Regions from separate parts of the Homo sapiens genome. Here regions 1 and 2 are each linked to region 3. The links are chromatin loops, found by intact Hi-C in ENCODE. Cell type or tissue: GM12878. All regions are shown on one strand.

The links. Peaks named below come from ENCODE experiments on the same cell type or tissue, not always from the same donor. Only the 100,000 strongest peaks of a DNase experiment are listed, where the experiment ranks them.
Region 1: a loop joins it to region 3, with 10 times the contacts of the local background. A loop is called at or near these places in 1 of 110 quality-filtered maps.
Region 2: a loop joins it to region 3, with 2.8 times the contacts of the local background. A loop is called at or near these places in 1 of 110 quality-filtered maps.

Annotation. Positions count from the first base shown.
Region 1 is chr7:69,920,401-69,925,400 of GRCh38, forward strand. All of the region lies in intron 2 of AUTS2 (activator of transcription and developmental regulator AUTS2), which reads left to right. Among named protein-coding and RNA genes, the nearest start is that of AUTS2, 320 kb to the left of the region's middle. In GM12878, no CTCF peak of the experiment used is centred here; DNase peaks (open chromatin) are centred at 1,831 and 2,271; H3K4me3 peaks cover 493 bases; H3K27ac peaks cover 2,981 bases.
Region 2 is chr7:69,401,496-69,406,495 of GRCh38, forward strand. No RefSeq gene overlaps it. Among named protein-coding and RNA genes, the nearest start is that of CT66, 190 kb to the right of the region's middle. In GM12878, a CTCF peak has its summit at 1,883 (motif pointing right); no DNase peak of the experiment used is centred here.
Region 3 is chr7:69,736,401-69,741,400 of GRCh38, forward strand. The region is part of intron 1 of AUTS2 (activator of transcription and developmental regulator AUTS2); the gene reads left to right. Among named protein-coding and RNA genes, the nearest start is that of AUTS2, 140 kb to the left of the region's middle. In GM12878, no CTCF peak of the experiment used is centred here; DNase peaks (open chromatin) are centred at 2,131, 2,991 and 3,721; H3K4me3 peaks cover 1,118 bases; H3K27ac peaks cover 1,806 bases.

The DNA.
Region 1 (5,000 bases), 180 kb after region 3:
TTCAGTCCCCTAAGCAGCTGGTACTACAGGTATGCACCACCATGCCCGGCTGTTTTTGTATTTTCGGGGGAGGCAGGGTTTTTCCATGTTTCCCAGGCTTGTCTCAAACTCCTGAGCTCAGAGAATCTACCTGCCATGGCCTCCCAAAGTGCTTGGATTACAGGTGTAAGCCACTGTACCTGGCCTGCTTTTCAGTTTTTCAGTAAGTAAATTGTGAGGCATATATGTTGATTCTTCTGGCTTTGGAAAATCCTTCCCTATACCCTATTTATGTAGACTGAATGAAATTGATAAGATACAGTATTTTCTTCCTAGACTGTTCAACACTGGCGTGAAATGGTTCTTGTGTAGGACTCCTTGCCCTCTTCCAGGTAGCTCTCTTTATTCAGTACATGTTTTACATGCATTCTCTGTGTTTCAAACCTGAGAGATGTCAGAGGAATATAAGAGATGGTCCCTATTTTCCAGGGCTTCACCTCTGGGTTAATTACTTTGGGACAGTTTAAAGTAAATAAACTGTAAAAAAATACTCTTGGAAAAGTTGGTGAATGATACGTGCTTAATTTTTCACTAATCTCCCTCGTGGTTTTTATAATGCCATGTGTTTTTCTTGGGAGGGTTTCCTTACAGCTGTATTTGTGATCTTGGGCTAGAATTTATGAGCTGCCACCATGAAGGTCTGCCTCTGGCTTTGGCATCAGAGATGGCGAGTTGTGTGGTTTGTTTTCTTATTGTTAATGTGAGAATTTTTCCTAATCAAAATAAATGCCTATGTGTTTTTCCTGACTTTCTTGTTGGATTGACTAAGGAAGTTGTGTGAATTATAAAAATTTCTTCCTGAAATGAAGGACAAAATTTCCAAAGCAGGATGCATTGAGATTGTCTGAAGAAATGTATGTCTTCTGGTTTTAGTATTTAGACTTGAAGTTTTTTTTTTTTTTTTTTTTTTTTTAACCGTAATAACTAGGAAAAGTAGAAAAGTTAAAAGAAACAAAAAACATCACGGTGGGAAATAGAAGGAGAAAACCAGACATTTATGAAAACCATTCTGGATCTCACAGATGCTATTAAGATTAGTAAACGTTGGCCGAGCATGGTGGCTCACGCCTGTAATTCCAGCACTTTGAGAGGCAGAGGCAGGCAGATCACCTGAGGTCAGAAGTTTGAGACCAGCCTGGCCAACATGGTAAAACTCCCCATCTCTACTAAAAAATACAAAAATTAGCCAGGCTTGGTGGTGTGTGCCTATAATCCCAGCTACTTGGGAGGCCTAGGCAGGAGAATTGCTTGAACCCAGGAGGCAGTGAGCCGAGATCACACCACTGCACTGTAGCCTGTGCAACAGAGCGAGACTCTGTCTTTAAAAAAAAAAAAAAAAAAAAAGGCCGGGCATGGTAGGTCATGCCTGTAATCCCAGCATTTTGGGAGGCTGAGGCAGGCAGATCACCTGAGGGCAGGAGTTTGAGACCAGCCTGACCATTATGGAGAAACCCCGTCTCTACTAAAAATACAAAATTAGTGGGCATGGTGGCACATGCCTGTAATCCCAGCTGCTTGGGAGGCTGAGGCAGGAGAATCTCTTGAACCTGGGAGGCAGAGGTTGCAGTGAGCCGAGATCACGCCATTGCACTCCAGCCTGGGCAACAAGAGTGAAACTCTGTCTCAAAAAAAGAAAAAAGAAAAAAAAATTAGTAAATGTTGACTAGTCTCAGGGATATTTGAGCTGCACTCAGTAGGCTACTTTGCATTTGTAAAATTCTCACACATCAAATTGCATCATCTTTGGCTTTTTGATTTCATGCACGCAGTCTGTGAAAGGCTAAGCCAGGTATGTGGTTACATATAAACTTACTACCAACTAGCGCTGTCCTTTTTCTACTCCTTAAGAGGTTTATTGGGGCAATAAACTGTTGGCATTATTACTCACCTAGCATAAGCTGATCCTTTCTTTGACTGTTTTTAAGGAAGATGTTGTTTTATCTGCTAAAACAGGTAGCACGAGATTGACTTCACCAAAGCCTCTTCTAAGACTTTAGAAATGGCTTAAGCTTCGCTGCTTTCTTAGCACTTTTACTGTATAGGCCCTGGTATGTGGTATTGATACATACAGTAAGTATAAATGTGAGAAGAGAAACCACATTTTCATGCTCTTAAGTGATCCATGCTGTTTTCACTTCTCAGGGTGATTTTTGGTTGTAGCCAACTCAGAAACTCTCAATTTAATTTGAGATTGTGTGAATTGCTTTCCTAGTCTGTACACCAGAAAGAATGCTTCTCTCCTTACACATTTCGACACTTCTTAGTGAAGATCATTTACTTATAGAGTGTATGCATTATATTAGCATATGGCCTGGGTAACTTCAGACTTGTTAACATAGCGTGGGAAAGGTTACTGAAAGCATGAGGAGGCAGTATATTATCTCTCAGTTGATTTTGTACACCATTTTGAATATTTTCTGTACATTCCCTTTCCTCTAGTGTTGGTTTCTTATACTTATAGTAAAGGGAAACTGATGTTGATATTGTTCAAAAAAGAAATGAAGTGAATTTTTGTATTTTTAAAGAATAAATTAACATGCTTTAAAGTGCTTAACCAGTTGTTACAATATCAGTTATCACAGATTGGTATGCGTTGGTCCATGTTATGTATTTGCCTGAATCAACCCTAAGACTGGTTGGCTTATTTCTGCCTTTTCTTTTCCAAAAGGTATACTTGACATGAAGTAGACTGTGCCTGTTTGATTTTAAGTTTTGAATATGGTGGGAGGTATAGATTAAAGTTAATTTCTTTTGCATATGGATATTCAATTTTTCTGAAGGCATTTTTGAAAAAGCTGTCCATTCTCCACCTTTGCATTGCCTTTGTACTTTTGTAAACAATCAGTTGTCCATGTATGTGTGAGTTTATTTCTATACTCTCTATTCTGTTCCTTTGATCTATTTGTCTATCTTTATGCCTATACTATACTGTCTTTATTACTGTAGCTTGCTTTGTAGTAAGTTTTGAAGTGAGATAATGTTACATAGTTTTGGCTTTTTAAGATTCTTTTCACTAGCGTATGACTTTTAGAATCAGCTTGTCAGGTTCTATAAAGAATCTGGCCAAGATGTTGGTTGAGATTATATTGATCGTGTGATCAATTTGGGGAGAATTGACAGTTTAAAATATTGAGTTTTCAACTCTCGAACAAGGTCTATCTCTCTATTTAGATCTTACTTATTTCCTTCAGCAATATTTTGTACTTTTCAGTATATAAGCCTTTCATATATTTTGTCAGATTTATTCCTATGTGTTTCATATTTTTGATGCAGTATTAAATGGTGGTGTTTTTTAACTTTAGTTTCCAGTTCACTATCAATATGTAGAAATTCACTGATTTTTGTATATTCACTTGCATTCTGCAACCTTGCTAAACTCACTTATTAGTTCTAGTAGTTTTTTTTGTAGGTCTTACTGGATTTTCTACATGGATGATCATATTTTTAGTGAATAGAAGCAGCTTATTTCTTTCCTCCTAATCTGGGTATCTTCTCTGTCTTTTTCTTGTCTGATTTCTCTGTCAGGAACTTACAGGATCATGTTTAATAGAAGAGACAAGACTGGACACTCCTGCCCTTTTCCTGATTTTAGGGGGAAAGACAGAATCTTTTGCCATTAATTCTGAGCTTAGCTATACGTTTTTCATAGTGCCCTTTATTAGGTTGAGAATGTTCCATTCTAAGTTTGTCAGAATTTTAATCAAGAATGCATGTTATATTTTGTCAAACACCTTTTTTTTGTCTATCAAGATGATCATATGATTTTTCTTTTTTTGTTTATTAATATAGTAATACATTGATTGGTTTTTAAATGTGAAACCAAAATGCTTTCCTTGGTAAACTCTATTTAGTCATGATATATTAACTTCTAAATAGATTGTTGGATTTGATTTGTTAAAAATGTTTTAAAGAATTTTTACACCTGTGTTCATGAATAAAAATTGGTCTGTAGTTTTCTTTTGATCTATTTGTCTGGTTTTATTATCAGAGTGATGCTGGCCTCATAGGAAAGGTAGGGAAATATTCCCTTTTCCTCAGTTTCTTAGAAGAGTTTGTGTAGAATTGTTATTATTTCTTTTGTCTTTTCTTTTCTTTCTTTCTTTCTTTTCTTTTTTTTTTTTCTTTTTTTGAGACAGAGTTTTGCTCTTGTTGCCCAGGCTGAAGTGCAATGGCGCAAACTCAGCTCACTGCAACCTCTGCTTCCTGGGTTCAAGCGATTCTCCTACCTCAGCCTCCTGAGTAGCTGGGATTATAGGCATGCGCCACCACGCCCAGCTAATTTTGTATTTTTAGTAGAGATGAGGTTTCTCCCTGTTGGTCAGGCTGGTCTCAAACTCCTGACCTCAGGTGATCCGTCTGCCTCTGCCTCCCAAAGTGCTGGGATTACAGGCATGAGCCACCAGGCCCGGCCTGTTATTTCTTTCTTAAATGATAGGTAGAATTTGTCAGTGAATCCATCTGGGCCTAGAGTTTTCTTTCTGTGGAAAGGTTTTAAATGAAATATTCATGTTCTTTACTAAATATTGAACTATTTATGTTATCCATTTCTTCTTGAGTCAGCTTTGGTAATTTATGTCTTTTCAAGGAATTTTTTCATTTTATCAAAGTTGTTGAATTTATTGGCATAAAATTCATATAATATTCCTTCATTATCCTTTTATATCTATAGAATCTATGGCAATTCTATATCTGTTGATAGCCTCCTTTCCTCCCCTCTTCTCTCTCTGTCATATCAGTATGACTGGGAGTTTATTAATTTTATTGATCTTCTTGAAGAACAAGCTTTATTTTCATTGATTTTTCTCTGTTGTTTTATATTTCATTGATTTCCTTCTTTCTGCTTACTTTAGTTTTACTTTGCTTATTTTTCTGGCTTTTAAAAGTAGGAGCTGAGTTTGTTGATTTAAGATCTTTCTTCTCTTCTAATATAGCCTTTTGATGCTATAAATTTACCCCCAAAT
Region 2 (5,000 bases), 330 kb before region 3:
GGCACAGTGGCTCATGCTTGTAATCTCAGCATTTTGGGAGGCTGAGGCAGGTGGATCACTTGAGATCAGGAGTTGGAGACCAGCCTGGCCAACGTAGTGAAACCCCGTCTCTACTTAAAATACAAAAAAATTAGCCCGGTGTTGTGGAGGGCACCTGTAATCCCAGCTACTTGGGAGGCTGAGGCAGGATAATCGCTTGAACCCGGGAGGCAGAGATTGCAGTGAGCCAAGCCAAGATCACGCCATTGCACTCTAGCCCAGGCAACAAGAGTGAAACTCCATCTCAAAAAAAAAGAACTTAACGCATGTTGGAACAAAAAAAATAAGGACTTACACATGTCGATACCAAAAAAAAAAAAAAAAATTAAGTCTCCAATATGTAAACTGGCAAAGAACTTGAGAAGACAATTCATGAAAAAAGAGATACTATTAGCAAACAAGTGTGTGAAAAAATGTTCAATTTTGCTGTGATCAAAGAAATAGAACAGTGTGGGAGCATCTTACACTCACTACATTAAGATAGTTGGGTTGTTTTTTGAGACAGAGTCTCTCGCTCTGTCACCCAGGCTGGAGTGCAGTGGTGCAATCTCAGCTCACTTCAGCCTCCGCCTCCCAGGGTCCAGTGATTCTCATGTCTCAGCCTCCCAAGTAGCTGGGATTACCGATATGTGCCACCACGCCCGGCAAATTTTTGTATTTTTAGTAGAGACGGTGTCTTGCCATGCTGGCCAGGCTGGTCTCAAACTCCTCGCCTCAAGTGATCCACTCCCCTCAAGTGATCCTCCCGCCTCAACCTCTTGAAGTTCTGGGACTACAGGCAATGAGCCACCATGCCCAGGCCCCTACATTAGGAGAATTTTAAGAGTTACCTAGTATTACAACACTGTGGTAAAGCGAGTTGACTCATACGAGATTGGACATCAGGGATCATCTTAAAATTTCATAATATCCCTTTATCCTAAGGAATTTTTAAAGATTAAAAAAATAAAACTACATGAGATGTTTTTTGCAATGTCATTTCTAACAAGAAAAATAAATTTACATATATGTGTATATATGTATTTGTGTGTGTCGGTATACATATGTATATATGTACACGTATACATATATACATATATGTGTATATATGTGTGTGTGTGTGTGTATATATATATATATATATATATGCCTCATTTTCCTTATCTGTAAAATGGGGCTAATGACAATATCTAAAGAGTGATTATGAGGATTAAGTAAAGCTCTTCAGGCTGGACGCAGTGGCTCATGCATATAATCCCAGCATTTTGAGAGACCAAGGCAGGCAGATCACCTGAGACCAGCCTGGGCAACATGGTATAACCCTATCTCTACAAAAATATGAAGACAAGCTGGGTATGGTGGCACATGCCTGTTGTGCCATCTGGTGGGAGGGATGATTGAGCCCAGGAGATCGAGGCTGCAGTAAGCAGAGCTCACACCACCACTGCACTGCAGCCTGGGTGACACAGCAAGACCCTGTCTCAAAAAAAAAAAAAATGAATAATGATAATACAAAATTGTATCACTTCAAATGCATATACACAATGACTTACAACAATGTAAACATGATGAGAATGGACAAAGACATAGAAGGAGAAAGGAACAATGAAAATCGCCACTGCATGAACAAGGGAGGTGTATAAATCACTTTTCTTTTTGGAATTATTTTGGTTTTAGTACAAGTAGCGATCTGGTGAGAAACAAAATTAAAATATACTGAAAGCTACTCTAATGAATTGGCACCTTCTGGGGAGCCTAATATTACATCTGGGAACTCTGCATCTAAGATATTTGAAATAATAAACTCAGCATACATCCCCCCTGGGGACACCATGTGGTGTGTGGGACCAGCCAGCTGATGGCACTGCTTCACTTGCCCAGAGGACCAAAGAGGCATTTATTGGCCTCAGTAATATACCCCTGCTGGTTATTCGATCTTCCTTAAAGATGAAGTCTTTCCCTTGGCCAGGCATGGTGGTGCATGCCTGTAGTCCCAACTACTGGGGAGGCTGAGATGGAAGGATTGCTTAAGCCCAGGAGTTCTAGGTTGCACTGAACTATGATTGTGCCACTGCACTCAAGCAAGACTCTGTCTCAAAAAAAAAAAAAAAAAAAAAGAAGTATTTTTCTTAAACCCAATACTCAAAACACAAAACAAATCTCTGCATAGTTGGGAAATGGACTCAAGTTTCATCTGGATGAACAGTAACCTTCCAGAAATAGTATGGAGAATCCTTAAAGAACTAAATGTAGAACTACCATTTGATCCAGCAATCCCACTACTGGGCATCTACCCAGAGGAAAAAAAGTCATTATACAAAAAAGATACTTGCACATGCATGTTTATAGCAGCACAATTTGCAATTGCAAAAACGTGGAACCAACCCAAATGCCCATCAATCAATGAGTGGATAAAGACACTGTAGTACATATATACGATGGAATACTACTCAGCCATAAAAAGGCATGAATTAATGGCATTTGCAGCAATTTGGATGGAATTGGAGACTATTATACTAAGTGAAGTAACTCAGGAATGGAAAACCAAACATCGTATGTTCTCACTCATAAGCGGGAGCTAAGCTATGAGGATGCAAAGGCATAAGAATGACACAATGGACTTTGGGAACTCAGGGGGAAAGGATGGGAAAGGGGTGAGGGACAAAAGACTACAAATTGGGTTCAGTGTATACTGCTCAGGTGATGTGTGCACCAAAATCTCCCAAATCACTACTAAAGGACTTATGTAACCAAATACCAGCTGTTCCCCAATAACCTATGGAAATAGAAAATTTAAAAAAATAAATATTAAAAAAAAAAGAAAAAAAAAAGCCGGTAACCTTCCACGTAGCTTCTTTGACCTGCAGGACCGAGGACTAGGTGGTTATGCCTCCCTTTTGTGATTTGGTCAATAGGCAGGAAGAGTTGGACAGCAGACAGCATTATCCTCAGATTCATTTAAATCTACAAATGGAGAAAAATGCAAATCACCAGAGGGACAGGCTTCAGGATAATGAGAGACGGACCTAGAGGCAGCCTTAGGCTTTTTCTTCCCAAAAGTCAGCAAGGCTTGAAAATCTCTACCCAGTCCAAAGCCATGCGTGGAAAGTGACTTCACTCACGGCTCCTGCATTGTCACGGGCTTGTGAAGGACAAATCGGCATATGAGTTGATGAGAGACAGAAACATAGCTGATCCAAGTTGAGCTCGAGTCCTGAACAACTGCCTACATGACTCAGAATGTGTGCAGTTAGTAAGTATATGGCTCCAATAAAGGAAGTGACAAGTTCAGCGGAGGATATAAATCCAGAAGAGGAATACCAGAAGATAACATAGAACCTAGCATGACCAGAGGCTGAATCACAGTGAGCCTAGACTCATATGTCCAAACACCTATTCCACTTGGGATGTCAACAGGCATCTCAAACCTAATAGGTCAAACATGGGGCTCCACGTCTTTGCCCTCACCTGTTCTGCCACTGCCTTGCAGTCTCATGTAAGGGTAAAACCACCCTTCCGGCCCTTCTGCTGGAGTCTCTTTGCTTTCTCTCCTTGTTTTACATCTCACATCCAATCCATCAGAAAATCCCATTGGTCCTAGATTCAGCATAGCCCCAAATCCCTCGTCTTCTCATCACCTCCACTACAACCACCCTGGTCCAAGCCATCATCATCCCTTGCCTGATTTCTTTCTTTTTTTTTTTTTTTAAGACACGGTCTCACTCTGTCGTCCAGGCTGGAGTGCAGTGGTGCGATCTCGGCTCACTGCAACCTCCGCCCCCTGGGTTCAAGTGATTCTCCTGCCTCAGCCTCCTGAGTAGCTGGGATTACAGGCATGCACCACCACACCAGGCTAATTTTTGTATTTTTAGTAGAGATGGGGTTTCACCATGTTGGCCAGGTTGGTCTCCAACTCCTGACCTCAGGTGATCCGCCCGCCTCGGCCTCCCAAAGTGCTGGGATTGCCGGCGTGAGCCACCGCGCCCAGGCTTGCCTGATTTCTTGTTATCGCCTCTTAACTGGTCTCCCCACAGCCACCTCCAACTCTCTTCTCAATAGTGGCCAGAGAGATCCTCTTAAAACCTTAAGTGGGACCACACCATAAAAGAACAAACCTATAAAAAGAACTGACAGGCCAGACGTGGTGGCTCACACCTGTAATCCCAGCACTTTGGGAGGCTGAGGTGGGTGGATTACTTGAGGTCAGGTGTTCAAGACCAGCCTTGTCAACATGGTGAAACCCTGTCTCTACTAAAAATAAAACTTAACCTGGGCATGGTGGCATGTGCCTGTAGTCCCAGCTACTTGGGAGGCTGGGGCATGAGAATCACTTGAACCTGGGAGGCAGAGGTTGCAATGAGCCGAGATGGTGCCACTGCACTCCAGCCTGGGTGACAAAGTGAGACGCGGTCTCAAAAAAAAAAAAAAAAGCTGACAAATTAGACTTTGTCAAAATTAAAATCTGCTCTTCAAATGATGCTGTTAAAAACTATAAAAAGACAAGTCACAGACTAGAGGAGAATATTTGCAAAACCGGTATCTGACAAAGGACTTGGATCCAGAGTAAACTGTAAAACACTCAAAATTCAATAATTAGAAGATAAGCAATCCAAATTTTAAAAACTGGCAAACACTTTAAACAGACACTTTACTGAAGAAGAGATATGCACATGAAAAGATGCTCAACGTGAATAATCCCAGCACTTTGAAAGCCCAAGACAAGAAGATCACTTGAGGCCAGGAGTTCAAGCCCAGCCTGGGCAACATAGTAAGACCTCATCTGTACAGAAAATAAAATAATAAGCTGGCATGATAGTGTGTGCCTGTAGTCTCAGCTACTCAGGAGGCTGAGGCGGGAGGATCCCCTGGGCCAGGAGTTTGAGGTTACTGTGAGCTATGCTCATACCACTGCACTCCAGCCTGGGTGACAGAGTGAGACCCTGTTTCTAAAACACACACACACGCACACACACACAATAAGG
Region 3 (5,000 bases):
GTGCTCCTGTGCTCAGAAGTGAGGATCTGTTGTAGGTTTATGGCCTAGATTAATTGGGATATTTTGTGAAGTCTCTGAAGTGTTATCACTTCATCTTTATCCTTGCCTGCTATTCCTCATGAAAAGCATTTGAATTATTTTAGAGAAGATATAAATTTGCTTGTGTTATCCAGTGTCAGCTTAAAGCTGATTAGCATTTTGCATCACCTTTGCAACTCATAAATCATCCACTTACCCTCTCAGTAAGCAGGCTGTAAGTCAGCATGGAAGCACCTGCTGCAGCTTCTTGTCCTGTGATTTAGAGGACACTCCAGATTCTCTGCAGACCCTTCTGTGGTGTTATTCTCTGGTAAGGCTTCACCTATATGGGAAATGAGTAAAGACTTTTGGTGACTTTTTTTTCCCTAGGGAGTTCTTAAGGGTTACCCTGGACGAGAGACTTCTCAGAAATATAGTCTTTAATAAACCTGGTCCAGGCACAGGTTTGGTTCATTTGGCATATTTGTTGTTTTAAAAATTTTGGAGGTACTTTTCAACATTTAAAGTCCAGGACATTTCACATTTAAAAAAATCCAGATTTAGGGTTATTCCGGGAAAATCAGAACACCTGGCAGTGTCAGGCCATGCTGCATGCCTGGCTTCATTTGTTATTGAGAGCAGGAGTGCTCTAGGAAAGGGGTACAGATTTTCCATTTTGCTGTAGACTCTACCCCTCTCAGTTTTTCCATGGGAGTCAACTTTACTCAAAGTCCTGCACTGTAGATGCTTGAATTGGTGACATCCTTCTATGTTGTGCGAGTGTATAGATTGTTTTTTTTGTTTCTTTTTTGAGTAATATCAACCATTTAACTCAATTGAATAATAACAAGAGGCTAACATTTATCAAATGCTATTAATGTACCAAGTACTGTGCTAAGTGCTTGTAATATGTTTGTTTATATATTCTTTACAATTATCCTAATTGTATAGATGAGGAAGAAATTGAGGCAAAGAGAGGTTAGATAACTTGCTCAAGGCCACCTAGCTAGTAAAAGTCGGGCAGAGTCACTGTGGTGTCCTCAGAAGCAAGTCCCTGCTTGGGCTAGCATTTTTGCCTAGTCCGGGTTATCTCCAGAACCTGGTCTGCTCCTCATTCCCATATCCCATTAGGAACAGTGGGCATCAGTTGCAAAAGTAGATGACAGTAACACACTCCCTAAGTCCCCAGTCTGCTCCTGGGAGGAGCAGCCTGCCTTGTTCATGGCAGTCATAGCCACAGGGGGATGTTTGAAAGACAGCCCCTTATACAGTGTCTATTGATTTTCTTCACCCTCTTGTTTTGCTCATCCATCCTGTTGTTCTAGGATGCTTATTTGTCATGCATAAAAGCCTTGTTACAGTGAACCCAAACAAGTCATTGACATTTAAAATTAAATTGCAACAGGTATTGTCAATAGCTAAACTGCTCATTGACAGTGCATTGCTAATTGCATTGAGAGAACATCCTAACTGGGTATATTCTGCCAAATCAAATCGGAAACATTGGCTGTCTACCAGCAAATTCATTTTGACTTGCACAGAGTTTGGGGATCCACAGATCCCTCACCAATCTCAAAATACTGTGTTTATGGAAACGCTAATTATTATTTTTTTTTTTGCTGAGGTTCTTTGCAGAGAAGGGGAATTCTGATCATCTTCACTGACTGCTAAGCCAGGAGTCAGAAACTGTGCCTTTGGAAGGGAGAGAACTACAGATTTGGGGTGGAGTAAAGTTCAATGCAAGGGGGTCATTTGGGGAGGTGGGCCATCAGGTTCTTTATCTGTAAATCTAAGCCATATCCTTGGATCCATTTTTTTTTTCCTTCTCTCCTTTTTCATCCCCTTCTCTCTCTTCTATAGGTACATGGGAGGGGGACAAGGGTGGAGACACTTAATTTTTATTAAGCACTGTTCGTGGTATTTTATGTGAATTAATTTGTTTACTTCCCACAATGACCCTGGGGAGCAGATATGCTATCAGGTAAAAAAACTAAGGCACAGAGAGGGTAAAACTCTTCGAAAGAGTCTTGTGGTTAGTCAGCTTCTGTGAGAGTGAGAGTGGGCTGCCCTGAGGCCATCTGTTCCCTCTCCCCAGCTGATATTTTTGTGCTCTCAGGGTAAACATTTAAGCCTGTGAGTTAAACTCAGCCTTGGACTAGCTGAGTTCCTCTGGAGGCCTTGCAAGTAGCAGTTTGGTTGGCAGGGCAATTAAGTATGCTAGGTGCACTGTGCTGAACCCCAGGAGGGAGGGAAGGAATGGAATCTAGTCTTTGCTTGCGTTATACATGCTTATTGGTTTGTGGCAGGCGTGATTGATGCCAGAATCAAAATGACTTAAAGCAGCTTCCCTTGAGAAGCACTACTCTAACGGTTTTTTTTCCTCTTTGTTGCCCTAGGTCCCTTGTGAATAGGATTTAGCTCTGATTCAGCTGCTGCTGTTCTTTTGGTAATCAGTGTGGAGGAAGGAGATGAGGGCTGCTATTAATGGCTTCTTATTTTGCATTCTCCTAATCAGATATCCTGCAGTTATTAGTGTGAATGCAAGATGTTCGGTGGTGTCCCTGGGTGGTTTTCTTAGGTGTACTGGACTGTTAGCTTTCTAAGATGGAATGTTTTATTAGGTTCTGGCCTAGGGGGTTGGTTAGATGGGTGGAGGTTGTTAAAAAGCACTAAAGAAAAGGAATAGGATATAAAACCAATCTTCAGGGGGTGGGAATAACAACCCACCACCTTCACTTCCCTCCCCTCCTGCCCTGAAAACCTTATCTTGCTAATACCCTTCAGATATTAAAAGTGAAATAACAGAGCTATTTACTAGGCAGCTAAATGCAAATTCTCTCCCCCATTAGTTTTAATTAGGATGAAATCATACATTTAAATAACCACTTCTATTACTAATAACTGAACTTCTGATTCACTCTGAACCCAGGCAAATGCCTCTTCTGGTATGAATGGCCCACCTCTGAGTCATTCCGCACCTGCATATTGACACAGCCAGGCTCCTGATGTGGGTACACACATCTGGGATTTAAGGGCATGACTGGCATGTTGAATCTTGGGTATAAAGCTTTCTGCACTATACCCTGGGGACAAACAGGATAGCTCAACTGGAGAATAAAGAGCTTGCAAGCTCAAAAGAAAACAACAACCAAAAATACCTCAACCAAATTCTGCTCTTGCTTCTATCCTACTGTTTCTTTAGGTGTTTAAAGGGCTGTAGTTTTAAAAATCTCCCACCCACCTCATCTTTTTAAGTAAATGTCACAACAGTACTATGTCAATACAGTTGAAAATAAGTATTTGAGTTGAAAGAATTGGCTCTTTGAGGCTTTAACTATCAGATTTGTGCTAATTCTTTACTGTTTCCTTGACATAGTATATGCAGTCTGTGCTAAGAGAGTATGGATGTTGTCGTCGGTGTATAGAATGGTGGCTGTTGTAAACTTCTGTATGTTGGGGAAGGATTGAACCTGCTGTCTGGAGAATTAGAAACCAGCAGCTTGACTTAAATCCCTCAGTGTCACAACCAGCTAATGAAGGAGAGGACTGCTAAACTCCCAGTGGTCTTTGTGGCTACGAGGACTTACTCAAGTTTGAGACTATCTTTAGTGGGCCAATGACGTAGGAACACAATCAGCAGAGGACATGTAGTTTACAGCAGCCTGTAATGTGCCAGAGACATGACTAGCTGCCTCTTTGGCCCTGGGGAAGTGTGTCTGGCCCTGCTTGCATCCTCTGTGAGTGGGAATTGTGCCAGACACCAGCTAGACATGACCAGCTGCTTCTTCGATGTTCTGTGGACATGATTGGCTGTAGCTTTTGATCAGGACAGTGTTCCTAATGAAGTGTGACCAGCGTCATTTAGACAGGAAAGAATGACAGCTGATGTGCAAGAATTTTTCTTGATTGGCAGCATTTGGAACTAGTAACCAGAGAAGGTAGGTGGGGGGAGGAGAAGCCAGCTCTGATTGACAAGAGCTTATCTTTATTTAATCTACTTCTGAGGCACTGAAGTTGAAATCTTAGGCAAGTGAAAGAAAGGAAGACACAATTGTGAAACATAATTAAAGATTCTTGACAAAAACATACTTAAATCAGAAATGTCTTTTTTTTTTCTTTTTTGAGATGGAGGTTTGCTCTTGTTGCCCAGGCTGGAGTGCAATGGTGTGATCTTGGCTCACTGCAACCTCCACCTCCCGGGTTCAAGGAATTCTCCTGCCTCAGCCTCCCAAGGAGCTGGGATTACAGGCGCCTGCCACCATGCCTGGCTAATTTTTTTGTATTTTTAATAGAGACGGACTTTCACCATGTTAGGCTGGTCTCAAACCCCTGACCTTAGGTAATCTGCCCGCCTCGGCCTCCCAAGGTGCTGGGATTATAGGCATGAGCCACTGCGCCCGGCCAGAAATGTCTTTCAATAGGAGAGCAATGCAGAGTTTAGGTGTGAGGTTATCACTGCTCCTTCGGCTATGAGAAAGAGCTTTTGCCCAGGGATTGTTAATTTTTAGGCAAAATTTAAAGTGGCGATGGGCTTGGATAGTTCTAGCAATAAAAAAAGTTCTGCTTCTAGTTACCATCTTGTTGACTTTCCAACCTACTTGGAAAGATTTCCTTTGGAGAGGCCAAAAACAAGTGCTGTGTATGGAGTGTGGCCTGTGGTGGTAATTTCTCATCAACTCTTGATCCACTGAGGATTTAAATCTTAAGTCTTCATGTGCTTTGAGAAAAGATGACAAGCGGAAATAGTATGTTTGTTTCCTAAGGACACACATGTGATTTCTGAGAGCTGATTGTATGCAATGTGGTGGTATTCTTTTGCAAATAGGCTTGGGAACTTGGCATCCTGGATTCGAATCTGGGCACCACCATTTTCCAGCTCATTCCTTCTTATTCAACTCCACCCCACCTCGAACCCCGATTTGGTTTTAAAGATTCACATACTATTGTTTTAGTAATTACCCTTGAAATAAAGTCACATATAC